2 separate regions of the Homo sapiens genome follow, and region 2 is linked to region 1. Evidence: read pairs that join two places in POLR2A ChIA-PET (ENCODE). Cell type or tissue: MCF 10A. All regions are shown on one strand. Each heading gives the region's core, and the rest is flanking DNA. Links, peaks and the distances in the headings are about the cores only.

What was found. Peaks named below come from ENCODE experiments on the same cell type or tissue, not always from the same donor. Only the 100,000 strongest peaks of a DNase experiment are listed, where the experiment ranks them.
Region 2: POLR2A ChIA-PET joins it to region 1 with 5 read pairs; 5 of 35 experiments call an interaction of 5 or more read pairs at or near these places.

The regions. Positions count from the first base shown.
Region 1 is chr2:206,208,658-206,215,591 of GRCh38, reverse strand. It overlaps CMKLR2 (chemerin chemokine-like receptor 2), which reads left to right and starts at 2,221. Exons shown (of 2, transcript NM_001389445.1): 1 at 2,221-2,285. The region is part of intron 1 of CMKLR2-AS (CMKLR2 antisense RNA); the gene reads right to left. In MCF 10A, for the core only: a CTCF peak has its summit at 2,803; a DNase peak (open chromatin) is centred at 3,691.
Region 2 is chr2:206,140,220-206,147,153 of GRCh38, reverse strand. It overlaps NDUFS1 (NADH:ubiquinone oxidoreductase core subunit S1), which reads left to right. Exons shown (of 19, transcript NM_005006.7): 8 at 66-251; 9 at 2,128-2,262; 10 at 3,022-3,136; 11 at 4,323-4,468; 12 at 5,085-5,213. Among named protein-coding and RNA genes, the nearest start is that of NDUFS1, 16 kb to the left of the region's middle. In MCF 10A, for the core only: no CTCF peak of the experiment used is centred there; no DNase peak of the experiment used is centred there.

The DNA.
Region 1 (6,934 bases), core at 1,061-6,060:
ATATGTTTTAATTGTTTTAGGTGGTGGCTAAAACATAAAAATGCTTACACTTTCCTGGGTTTCAGTGTGTACTGTGCTTAAACTATGCGTGGCACATAGGACAATCCTTGATCAATGTCATTTCTCTTGTCGCTTTTCATATTCTTTGCTACTCAATGGTTCCTGCTCTATAGCCAAAAATAAACTCATGTAAAGTAACCAAAACTTCCTGAGATTCTCCTCAATAATGGCTTTTACAGATGAAATTGTGATTTTGTGGATTACAGAACATAGTATAGACTATAGTAAATACTAATACTGCTAACGCAAAGGAATGGAAACTAGCAGAGCTCTACTAAGTACCCCCTTCACTGACGACATCTATTCATCCGGTCTCACAAAACACTGAAAAATATGCCAAGATTGAATCAAGGGATTGCGGGTAGGTGTGGAAGCCTATACATTCTTATAGGGCAGAGGGATATTTGTAGTTTGAAAAAGTGCACCCCCTACCCCCGACCTCCACCGTGAGAATTCCTGCTTTAGATTTCCTAGACTTGGTCTTTAACAGCGGAAAAAAACAAAATCCTGTGCTTCTCTGGCAGCTGACCTTTCATGGCCTAACAATGTGCAATTTCAGGTATCACATGGTTGAGCTGAAGTTAGACCATACAAAAATAAAGATAGCGGCCAGGTGTGGTGGCTCACACCTGTAATCCCAGCACTTTGGGAGGCCGAGGCGGGCGGATCACGAGGTCAGGAGATCGAGACCATCCTGGCTAACATGGTGAAACCCCGTCTCTACTAAAATACAAAAAAAAATTAGCCGGGCGTGGTGGCGGGCGCCTGCAGTCCCAGCTACTCGGGAGGCTAAGGCAGGAGAATGGCGTTAACCCAGAAGGCGGAGCTTGCAGTGAGCCGAGATCGTGCCACTGCACTCCATCCTGGGCAACAGAGCGAGACTCCGTCTCAAAAAAAAATAATAATAAAAAATAAAATTAAAAAAATAAAGATAGCTAGCCGTCAGAGGTAAGCTCACCACATCAAGGCATGCCTACCTTCAAGCTCCATGCTTCTCATCCCTTGAATTTATGAATTCTGAGTCCTGCCTCAGGTACACAGATGTGCCCACATCTGCCAGGCCCACAAATGGTGACCAGGGATAAAAATCAAACCTTTAGGCCGGGCACTTTGGGAGACCGAGGTGGGTCAGAAATTCGAGACCAGCCTGGCCAATGTGGTGAAACCCCGTCTCTAATAAAAATACAGAAAAATTAGCTGGGCATGGTGGCGCATGCCTGTAATCCCAGCTACTTGGGAGGCTGACGCAGGATAATTCCTTGAACACGGGAGGCGGAGGTTGCAGTGAACCGTGATCACACCACTGCACTCCAGCCTGGGCAACAGCGAGACTCCGTCTCAAAAAAAAAAAAAAAAAAAAAAAAAATCAAGTCTTTAAGGCCAGGCGTGGTGGTTCATGCCTGTAATCCCAGCACTTTGGGAGACTGAGGCGGGTGGATCACCTGAGGTCAGGAATTCAAGACTAGCCGGGCCAACGTGGTGAAACCCCGTATCTACTAAAAATACAAAAATTAACCGGGCGTGGTGGTAGGTGCCTGTAGTCTCAGCTACTCCAGAGGCTGAGGCAGGAGAATCACTTGAACCTGGGAGGCGGAGGTTGCAGTGAGCCGAGATTGTGCCATTGCACTCCAGCCTGGGCGACAGAGCGAGACTCCGACTCAAAAAAAATAAATAAAAATAAATAAACGTTAAAATTCACACTTAACCAATATGTGATTCCATCTCTTCACTATCAGGACACACTGAATCACAGAAAGTAAAATCTCCTGATGAGCCTTATACCATGCATTCGAAGAACATTCCATCTCTGCTAATTTAACTTGCCTTTTCATAAGCAAAAGCCTACCCAGACAAAGGAGGGCTGGGTGACCCCCATCCATTACCGATTTTCAGTCTGCAGCAGAACAGCTAGTAGCAGTGGTTTCCATTCAAAAAACAAACTTCTTACACAAACATAGGCTGGTCGAAAGAATTAATTTGTACAGTATGTTCATTGCTTACTTTTCTCCAGGATTGCATGATGAATTTTTATGGAGGGGGGTGGGGGAAGGGAAGAACCACATTCAAAACCCAACATCATTCTTCTCTACACTGTCATTTCAAAAGCCAGATAAAAGTGGAATGAGGAATGCAGCCGTTCTGAACACCACCCTCCATTTCATTCTGGAACCGGGAAGGTACACCCAGGCATGACAATAGCTTCTCTCCTCACAGAAATTTAACTGGTAAGTGCTTTCCTGTTTGTTTTCCTCAAACTGACACATTTACAGTGGACCTGATGAGGATTCCTGCAGATGATTTATTTACAAAACAGCATTTGACTAACTACCAGCTGGCAAAAAAGGAAAAGGACTCCTGATCGTTTACAAAATGCTCTGTCTGCAGATTCATATTTTTGGTCTTGGCAAAAGTGTTTAGGGACGATCCTACAGGGTTCGCTACAGCTGCTGATTAATCCTAAAACACTGCAAGAGAGAAAATGAGCATGTTGCTGGGGTGGGCGGACAAAGAACTTTCAGTAATTTTCTCAGCTTTTACCTACATAATTACAGCTCATAAATCTGTCTTTTAAGGAGTTGTGATCTAGAAATAGTCAAACATCATTTGTGGAAGGCTCACTGTTGAGAAACTAGTAGAAAAAAATGGTACTCCGAGATGAAAGCTGATATTGCCCTCTTTAGATTACAAGGTGGGAAAAAAGTTATAAATTGAGTTGTAATGCAGCTCCCCGCCACTGGCTCCCCATTTTTACGATGAAAGGCTTGTGGTTTGTTGGGCCTTCCCATTTGTTTGTTGTTGTTGCCTTTTTGAATCTCGCTATCAATTTCTTGTTAGAATAATTGGTATCTGGGCTCTCCCAACAAGGGGTAGATGGCTAAATGCAGGGAAGACTGTGGGAGACAAGGGTTCAGCTATTCAATTATTCCTTTTCTAGTCAGAAACTGTGAGCACCAATTGTCTTTTATCTTTTCCTCCAAAAGAAAGCTGATGAAAACCAAATCAAGTTTGATAACAGGACTTTCACTGGCAATAATGCTCTTAAATTGCCTTTTTCACTTAAGGCAGACTCATTCACCCAAGAATCCACAAACCTGTTGTTAAATTAATCCGATGGTAATTTTGTCTTGTTAAAAAAAAAAAGGCCAAGGGACCTTTCCTGGGTCTCAAGTTATAAGTAATTATTCTTAGTGAATAATTCTCATCATATTTGTACATCTTCCAGACACTAGATTATTATGTTTTTCATGGCCTATTTTATGATTTTATCTGATTTAAGTCATTTAGTTTATAAAAGGTCATACATTTTCTGTTACTTGACTGCTAATTGTCATGTCCCTGAGATAAATATTTAATAACAGATCATGTTAACCAGAATGATAATCATGTAAAAAATAAATGAAGTAGAAAAGATTGAATATGCAAAACTGATAATAGATGTGTTACTCTGATGGTGAGATTATAGATGTGTCAGGGAGAAAAAACTTCTCCTGTTCCCTCTTAGATTTGTTATCAGGCACCAGCAAATGAAATTGACAGAAGAAAGATTAGCAAGAGAAAACAAAATTTAATTTTATGTATGTAGATATGGGCGTTCCCAAGTAAATGTGACTCAGAGGTTGCTGAGTGAGCTATGATTGTGCCACTGCATTCCAGCCTGGGCAACCAGAACCTAACCCTAGCTTAAAAAAAAAAAAAAAAAAAAGTGACTCAGATGGGTAGTTAGAATTTAGGGCTTATATGCCATCTTTTTTTCTTTTTCTTTTTTTAATGTGTGTGTTTTTTTGTTTTTTGTTTTGTTTTATATATGCCATCTTAATAGGAGAATAGGAGAAATGGAAGAGAAGGGCACTTACGGGAAAACAAGTGATTTTTGGAAACATAAATGGGTCCTTAGGAGAACAGACTGGTGATATGATAGTTTTAGTGACAGTAACTGTTCAGGCATGGTGTGGAGACTTCTCATCTCTGGTGATAAGATATGGCCAGGAGTTCGAGACCAGCCTTTAGTAGAGACTCTGTCTCTACTAAAAATACAAAAATTAGCCAGAAGTGGTGGCATGTGCCTGTAGTCCCAGCTATTTGGGAGGCTAAGACAGGAAAATTGCTTGAACCCGGGAGGCGGAGGCTGCGGTGAGCTAAGATCGTGCCACTGCACTCTAGCCTGGGAGACAGAGCAAGACTCCGTCTCAAAACACAAAACAAAACAAAAAATAACTGAATGAATTGGGTATAGTTCCTCCATGTTAAGTGCTTTACGTAACTGGATACAGTGGAGACCAATATTCAACCAAAAGTGATCGCTATAAACACATAAACTATCATCATTATGAAAGTGCTTGAGGAACACTCGTGGGTGGGTCAGGCATGGGATAAAGGCAGAGTTAATCTGAAAAAGAAAGGAAAAGAAAAGCCTTCATGGAGAATGAGTTTGAAAGGAGGTAGACAACCTGGCAGCTTGAAAAAGGTGGAGAATCCAAGCAGGAATATATATGTGCCTGCTTGAATTTTCATTAGGACCAAATTGTCCCTAGGCATGAAAAATAATAAAATACAAAGTTGAATTGACGTTAAATCATTGAACCTAGAAAAAAATAGCATATAGATATGATATCCTTAATTTTTCACAAAACTTTCTCTTTAACGGTTTATAATGATAAACCTCTAATTGAGTGGAAAAATCTGGCAATGAAACATTTTACTTAATTGTATAAGTGAGAGTTGACAGAGCTTTTTCTTTATTCAGTTGTGCCATATAAAAATGCTATTTGCAGGCCGGGCACGGTGGCTCATGCGTGTAATCCGAGCATTTTGGGAGGCTGAGGCAGACTGATCACCTGAGTTCGGGAGTTTGAGACCAGCCTGACCAACATGGAGAAACCCCGTCTCTACTAACAATACAAAAAAATTAGCCCAGTGTGGTGGCACATGCCTGTAACCCCAGCTACTTGGGAAGCTGAGGCAGGAGAATCGCTTGAACCTGGAAGGCGGAGGTTGCAGTAAGCCAAGATTGTGCCATTGCACTCCAGCCTGGGCAATAAGAGTGAAACTCTGTCTCAAAAAAAAAAAAAAGAGTAAAAATGCTATTTGCTATTCACAATAGCAAAGACCTGGAATCAACCTAACTGCCCATCAATAATAGACTGGATAAAGAAAGTGTGGCTCATATACACCATGGAATACTGTGCAGCCATGAAAAGGAATTAGATCATGTCCTTTGCAGGGACATGGATGGAGCTGGAAGCCATTATCCTCAGCAGACTAATACAGGAACAGAAAACGAAACACAGGGCCAGGCATGGTGGCTTAGGCCTGTAATCCCAGCACTTTGGGAGGCTGAGCAGGCAGATCACCTGAGCCTGGCCGACATGGTGAAACCCCGTCTCTACTAAAAATACAAAAATTAGCCAGTCATGGTGGCGCACACCTGTAGTCCCAGCTACTTGGGAGGCTGAGGCACGAGAATTGCTTGAACCTGGGAGGCAGAGGTTGCAGTGAGCCGAGATTATGCCACTGCCCTCCAGTCTGGGTGACAGAGTGAGACTCTGTCTCTGAAAAAAAAAAAAAGAAAGAAAAGAAAGAAAAGGGCCGGGCGCAGTGGCTCACGCCTGTAATCCCAGCACTTTGGGAGGCCGAGGCGGGTGGATCATGAGGTCAGGAAATCGAGACCATCCTGGCTAACACAGTGAAACTCCGTCTCTACTAAAAATACAAAAAATTAGCCGGGCATCGTGGCGGGCGCCTGTAGTCCCAGCTACTCGGGAGGCTGAGGCAGGAGAATGGCGTGAACCCGGGAGGCGGAGCTTGCAGTGAGCCGAGATCATGCCACTGCACTCCAGCCTGGGCAACACAGCAAGACTCCGTCTCAAAAAAAAAAAAAAAAAAAGAAAGAAAAGAAAACCAAACACGGCATGTTCTCACTTATAAGTAAGAACTGAATGATGAGAACACATGGACACGTGGGGGTAACAACACACTGGGGGCATGTGGGAGGGCTAGGGGAAAGAGAGCATCAGAAAGAATAGCTAACGGATGCTGGGCTTAATACCTAGGTGATGGGTTGATTCGTGCAGCAAACCACCCTGACACACATTTACCTATGTAACAAACCTGTACATCCTGCACTTGTATCCCAGAACTTAAAATAAAAGTTGAAAAAACAAACAACAACAAAAAAGTGCTTTTTTTTTTTTTGGAGACAGAGTCTTACTCTGTCACCCAGGCTGAAGTGCAGTGGCTGCGATCTCAGCTCACTGCAACCTCTACCTCCTAGGTTCAAGCGATTCTCACACTTCAGCCATTAGAGTAGCTGGGATTACAGGCGTGTACCACCATGCCTGGCTAATTTTTGTATTTTTAGTAGAAACGGAGTTTCACCATGTTGGCCAGGCTGGTCTCCGACTCCTGGCCTCAAGTTATCCAACCACGTCAGCCTCCCAAAGTGTTCAGATTACAGGTGTGAGTCACCGAGCCTGGCTGTGACCTTGACCATTTTTGATCTAACAAAATGGCAGTTTCTTATGCTTTGACATAAAAATGGATCAAAATGTAATAAAAATAGAAGGCTGGGCCTAATGGCCCACACCTGTAGTCCCAACACTTTGGGTGGCCAAGATGGGAGGATTGCTTGAGCCCAAGAGTTCGAGACCAGCCTGGGCACCGTAGTGAGTCCTTGTTTCTACCAAAAATTTAAGAATTAGCCAGGCATGGTAGTGCATGCCTGTAGTCCCAGCTACTTAGGGAGCTGAGGCAGGAGGTCCTAGTTACTTAGGAAGCTGAGGCAGGAGGATTGTTGGAGCCTGGAAGGTGGAGGCTGCAATGAGATGTGATCATGCCACTGCATTCTAGCCTGAATGACAGAGTGAGACCCTGCCTG
Region 2 (6,934 bases), core at 1,272-6,271, 69 kb after region 1:
CATGAATAAGAAAGGAAATAATTTTGCTGGACTTGACCATTGATGACACATTTTTTATCTTGTAGGTTTGCAAGTGAGATTGCAGGAGTAGATGATTTGGGAACAACAGGCAGAGGAAATGATATGCAAGTTGGCACATACATTGAAAAGATGTTCATGTCTGAACTGTCTGGGAATATCATTGATATCTGCCCTGTAGGTGCCCTAACCTCTAAGCCCTATGCCTTTACTGCCCGGCCTTGGGAAACAAGGTATCTTTTATTTTATGACAATTTGTTTTTTTGTCCTTAATTCATTACTATTCAAAAAAATATTAAGGTTCATTTTCTTCCTGGGTTTCAGTTGTTTTGGTCTGTTGACTTTGTTTGTTTATGTAAAACCCTTTAAATAGAAGGTAAGTAGTTAGAATGGATTGAACCTGTGCAAATTAACTGTAGTTTTCTTGGAAATTAATTCTAAAGTACTCAACCACAAAATTATTTTTTTCATGTGTTCTTCCAAAGAGTTTAATAGTGTTGACATTTTAAATGTATAGTCTCCCATGTTGTTGTTTATTAAGTTTTCAACTATGAGGAATGTCATTTAGCCAGTTTCTGCTAATAGACATTTAGCTTGTATATTTCTTTATGATTACAAATCTGTAAAAAATATTGCTGTTTACACATTTCTGTGTATATCTCTCATTCTCCTGATTAAACCAAGAAATGGAGTAGATAGATGCAAGAGGTGTGATTATTTTTAAGGTTCTTAAAACATAACAAATTATCATCCAATTTTAAACTTTATACTTTTCAACTTGGGATTTGGCTTTTTGTTTCTGTGTAATTTCTGTGTCCTTACTGAGAATCTCTACTTGCTGATTCGTGGTTGTCATACATCCCCTTCAATTTTTAAATATGATTTTCTTTGGTTCTTTCAACATATTTTAATATTCTTGGTTTTATTTTTAAGTGAGGCTTCTTAGGAGTTCCCCTGTGTCTGCATAGTTTAGTAGTCAGGTATAATTGTACTTCAAACACCGTGACCTAATAAGAGTTATGTTCTTTGCCAATGGATCTGTTTGTGGATGGAGGAGCATATTCAAAGTTGAGGCTGTTTTCAAGTTTGCCCAGCTATTACTTTGCACTGGGCCCTTTGGGTCTCAGAGTTATCCAGGAGTTTATGAATAGGTTGAGCTTTCTCTGGTTTCACCTGCACATGTAGCAGCCTCTGTTAGGAATGCTTGCCGCAATTACCACTACAAACTTAGGCTGGTAAAATCTTGGCTATCCTCAGCTACGATGACCTCCAAAGTATCACCTCCACAAACAAGTTTGCCTCGTGCTCCAAGTTAAGTGAGTTGTCTCCATCTGTACCAAAGAAGTTCTCATCTTCACAGCCTGCCCCGGCCTCGAAGAAATTCCATTTTGAGGGGGTGGAGAGGAGCATAGGAGGAGCACTGAGCCCAGCCACCAGTTTTTCAGTGCATAAAAGCTTCCCACATTGTATGTGTTTAGATTTCTAAACTGCTGAAATGGTGGGTTTTGTCATTTTTGGCCAGCTTTACTTTTGCTTTTCAGTGGGAAGGTTTTTTGAGCTCCTTAATCTCCCATAGACAGAAATCCTGCCCCTCTTGTTGAATCGTCCCAGATTTGGCTAGTTGGAGCCCCTTCAAACTAGCTTCTGTGTCAGATAATAGTTTTAAAGCCTTCCTTACTGTGCCAGGAATTTATGTGTTCAAATGTGGGTGTGCCGGGAGCAGTGGCTCACACCTATAATCCCAGCTTTTAGGAGGCCAAGGTGGGAGGATTGCTTGAGACCAGTAGTTCAAGACCAGCCTGGTCAGCATAATGAGACACCGGCTCTACAAAAAATTTTTAAAATGTGGTGAGAGGATAGTTTGAGCCCAGGAGTTCTAGGCTGCAGTGAATTATGATCATGCCACTGTAGCCTGGGCAACAGAGTGAGACCCCAGGGCAAAAAAAAAGGTGGGGGGTTCTTTTATTTAATTGCAGTTCCTCTAAGCTTCATTTTTTAAAGTAATTCAGAAAGGGAATTAATTGTAAAAAAAATTTTTTGGTAAACCAGGTAACAGAAACTTTCTTTATTCCCAAAAGCACCATAGTAAACACCGTATGTGTTTCTCAGAAAGACAGAATCCATTGATGTAATGGATGCGGTTGGAAGTAATATTGTGGTTAGCACAAGAACTGGAGAAGTGATGAGGATTTTGCCACGTATGCATGAGGACATCAATGAAGAGTGGATCTCTGATAAAACCAGGTATATGCTATATTGTTTTCCTTAACTTTTACAGTTTATTTAAAGGAAATTTTATAATAATTTTGAAGAATTATCTTTTATATTTGCAAATTAGTTACTGAATATAGACTACTGGAATCTGAGTTGCTTATATAATGTGATAATACTGACTTTAATAGTCCTAGGTCAATCCCTGGATATTGTATTTACTTTGAGAAAGATATTTTTTCCTCCCACATGGAGAAATTCAAGTAGATTGATACATTCTCAACTTATTTCAGTTTGTTCATTAGAGAAAAGAAGCTAGGCTGGGCGCAGTGACTCACACCTGTAATCCCAGCACTTTGGAAGGCCGAGGTGGGATGATTGCTTGAAAAAGAAGCTGAATAGAAGAGTTTGCACAATATAATTTTGATAAAATATTTAGAGATACTCATGCTTTGTAAATAAAAATGATTTGACTTTTTTAGCTGTCAGATTTTTTTGTGTTGTAATTTTAAGATTGTTCAGTTAGCTGAAAGTATAAGAAATCAAACTTTTTTTTGTATGATTTAAGGGAAGAAATCAAACTTTCAGATGGTATTTTAGTTTTAGGTGAAGTTCATAAAATCTATTAGTTCATCTCTAAAAATATCTGGAATAATTACTTGTATCTAGGTGTTTAGATATTTGACACTTTAACCAGTACTGTATTTAAATAACATTTCTTGTTGATTTAACTTGAAAATTATAGTTACTTCTTTAGCAAGATTCCACAATGGTGTAATTTCTGTTTTCTAGATTTGCCTATGATGGGCTAAAACGTCAAAGACTTACCGAGCCAATGGTCAGAAATGAAAAAGGGCTTTTAACCTATACTTCTTGGGAGGATGCGCTCTCTCGCGTAGCTGGAATGGTAAAATTTGAAATAAATAGTGTTAAATAGTGTTTGTGATTATCAAGAAACATCTTTGCCATGAAGGGGGGGATGTATATTTCTTCCCTTTTTTACTTTTACCAAGATTATGATTTAATCTCCTTCCATTTTACAGACATCTACTGAGGACATATGCTAGATATTATGCTATTAAGGGATATAAAGACCAGAGACACATCATTCCTGCATCCTACAATCTTGTAGTAGAGAAAGTTGCACAATTCAGCAATTATTATATGCAGCTATGAGTAATTATATAAGGAGTAATATGAGTGAGAGCACGTAGGAGGAATGCCTAACTAGGACAGGCATATCAAGATGCCTTCCTTGGAGGTTGCAGTGAGCCGAGATCGCACCACTGCACTCCAGTCTGGGTGACACAGCGAGACTCCATCTCAAAAAAAAAAAAAGCTGCCTTCCTACAGAAGGTGATTCTTAAAGAAGAATCTGAGAATGAATATAAGCTTGCCAGAGTACAAGTGGAGGGAATAGTTTTCTTGTTAGAGAAAGACAACATAAAGCACTAGAGGGAAAGGCAGATACTTCAGAGGAGGTCGCATTTAAGGTAACTATAGTTCCACTTCATTCTCCAGACCTCATTTTGAAGTGCCTTTGTTCCTAAATATAAAACAGCTTCCTTCTAAGTTGATGTTATTAGCTGTGGCCCCACATAACACCTCTGCAGCTTTTCACTTTTAGATTAATTAATAATTGTTGTACAACTTTTTTTGTGTTTTTGAGATGGAGTTTTGCTGTTGTCGCCCAGGCTGGAGTGCGGTGGCGCGATCTCGATCTCGGGTCACTGCAGCCTCTGCCTCCTTGGTTCAAGCAGTTCTCCTGCCTCATCCTCCCGAGCAGCTGGGGATACAGGCGTATGCCACCATGCCCAGCTGATTTTTGTATTATTAGTAGAGATGGGATTTCACCATGTTGGCTAGGCTGGTCTTAAAGTCCTGACTGCAGGTGATCCGCCCACTTCTGCCTCCCAAAGTACTGGGATTACAGGCATGAGCCAGTGTGCCTGGGCATGTTGTAAAACTTTTAATCAGAAGTCTGTTAACTTTTTTTGTACTTGAAAACAAGTACTGTTTTATTTTCTGAACATTTCATTGTGGTCTTTGCTGCGTGTAGGTTTCTTGGTGATGCCCTTTTCATCTGTTTCTAGTTGCAGAGTTTTCAAGGCAAAGATGTGGCAGCAATTGCAGGTGGCTTGGTGGATGCTGAAGCCCTGGTAGCTCTCAAAGATTTGCTTAATAGAGTGGACTCTGACACCTTATGCACTGAAGAGGTCTTCCCCACTGCAGGAGCTGGGTGAGAAATATGAAGCTAGGATCTAGGCTTTCCTTTCTTTTTTTAGTTACAAGTTATGTATAAAATGTGACAACCTGGATTCTCCAACATATCCCCCAGTTTATTTTCATATATAGACCAAGATCAAACCAGAAGTTGTAGGAAATAGAGGAATCCACTTATCACTAAGTATCTCAGGCACAGTGGCTCACGCCTGTAATCCCAGCACTCTGGGAGGCCAAGGCAGGCAGATCGCCTAAGTGCAGGAGTTTGAGACCAGCCTGGCCAACATGGCGAAACCCCGTCTCTACTAAAAATACAAAAAAATTAGCCAGACGTGGTGGTGTGCGCCTGTAATTCCAGCTACTTGGGAGGCTGAGGCAGGAGAATTGCTTGAACCTGGGAGGTGGAGGTTGCAGTGAGCCAGGATCACGCCACTGCATTCCAGCGTGGGAGACAGAGTGAGACTCTATCTGAGAAAAAAAATAAGTATCTGAAATGTTCATTTAATTTAGAAATACTTCATAAAATTTTTTGTTTGAGAAGGCAATGGGTTTGATGATAGGAGAATATTTCATGGATTCTCTGTATGTCTTAATTTTAAAGTAAATTTGCATTTTATATATTGTATTTCTAGCACAGATTTGCGTTCCAATTATCTTCTTAATACTACAATTGCTGGTGTGGAAGAGGCAGATGTTGTTCTTCTGGTTGGTACAAACCCACGTTTTGAGGCACCACTGTTTAATGCTAGAATTCGAAAGAGGTTGGTAATAGTATTTATTCAAGGTTTAAAAATATTTATGTAATTTTTTTGTTTTATATGTGAAAAATGGCATCTTCCTAATAGTGTTAGTGGTAGTGAGACTCCAAAAGATAACTGGAAGACAATTTTTTTTTTTTTTTTTGGTGGGACGGAGTCTCACTCTGTCACCCAGGCTGGAGTGCAGTGGCAGGATCTCGGCTCTGCAAGCTCCGCCTCGAGATGGGGTTTCACCATGTTAGCCAGGATGGTCTCGATTTCCTGACCTCGTGATCCGCCCGCCTCAGCCTCCCAAAGTGCTGGGATTTCAGGTGTGAGCCACTGCACCGAGCCTTTTTTTTTTTTTAATTTTTTTAATTTTTTAGATTTTTAAAAAATTATTTTTATTTTTATTTTTTATTTTTTTGTCTTTGAGACAGAGTCTCGCTTTGTCGCCCAGGCTGGATTGCAGTGGTGCGATCTCGGCTCACTTCAAGCTCCGCCTCCCGGGTTCACGCCATTCTCCTGCCTCAGCCTCCCGAGTAGCTGGGACTACAGGCGCCCGCCCCTGCACCCAGCTTATTTTTTGTATTTTTAGTAGAGACGGGGTTTCACCGTGGTCTCGATCTCCTGACCTTGTGATCCGCCCGCCTCAGCCTCCCAAAGTGCTGGGATTACAGGTGTGAGCCACCGCGCCCGGCCTTTTTAATTTTTTAGAGATGGAGCCTTGCCATGTTGCCAGGCTAGTCTCGAGCTCCTGGGTTCAGGCCATCCTCCCACCTTGGCCTCCCAAAGTACTGGGATTACAGGCATGAACTGCCACGCCCAGTTGCAACAATTTCTAATAGGTCCGTTTTCTCCTCTCCTTGCGAGTCTTTTAAATTTACTTTATTAGCTTTTTATTTTGAAATAATTCAAGATGCTTGAAATGGTCTTTGTATACCATTTTGTATATTGTTCACATAGATTAACTGATGTTAACATCTTGCCATATTTGTATTATGATTCTCAGTGTGTGTGTATATATATATATATATATATACACACTACATATATATGTGTGTGTGAATCTAATTTTCTGAATCATTTGGAAGTTTCTGGTGGACATGGTGCCCTTTTATACCTAAATTCTCAGCGTGGATTTCCTGAGAACAAGGAGCATTCTCTTAAATAATGAAGAAATTTAGGCTGGGCGTGGTGGCTCACGCTTGTAGTCCCAGTACTTTGGGAGGCTGAGGCAGGTGGATCACCTGAGGTCAGGAGTTTGAGACCAGCCTGACCAACATGGAGAAACCCATCTCTACTAAAAATACAAAATTAGCCGGGCATGGTGGCGCATGCCTGTAATCCCAGCTACTTGGGAGGCTGAGGCAGAAGAATCGCTTGAACCTGGGAAGCGAAGGTTGTGGTGAGCCAAGATCATGCCACTGTACTCCAGCCTGGGCAACAAGAGCAACACTCCATCTCAAAAAAAAGAAATTTAGTTTTTTTGGTTTCTGAGATCTCAGTTTCGGGTCACTGTATCCTCTGCCTCCTGGGTTCAAGCAATTCTCCTGCCTCAGCTGCCTGAGTAGCTGGGAATACAGGCATATGCCACCACGTCCAGCTAGTTTTTGTGTTAGGGGTCTTGCTCTGCCACACAGGCTAAGGTATATTAGCATGATCACACCTCACTGCAGCCTTGACCTCCTGGGCTCAAATGATGCTCCCACCACAACCTCCTGAGTAGCTGGGACTGCAGGCAT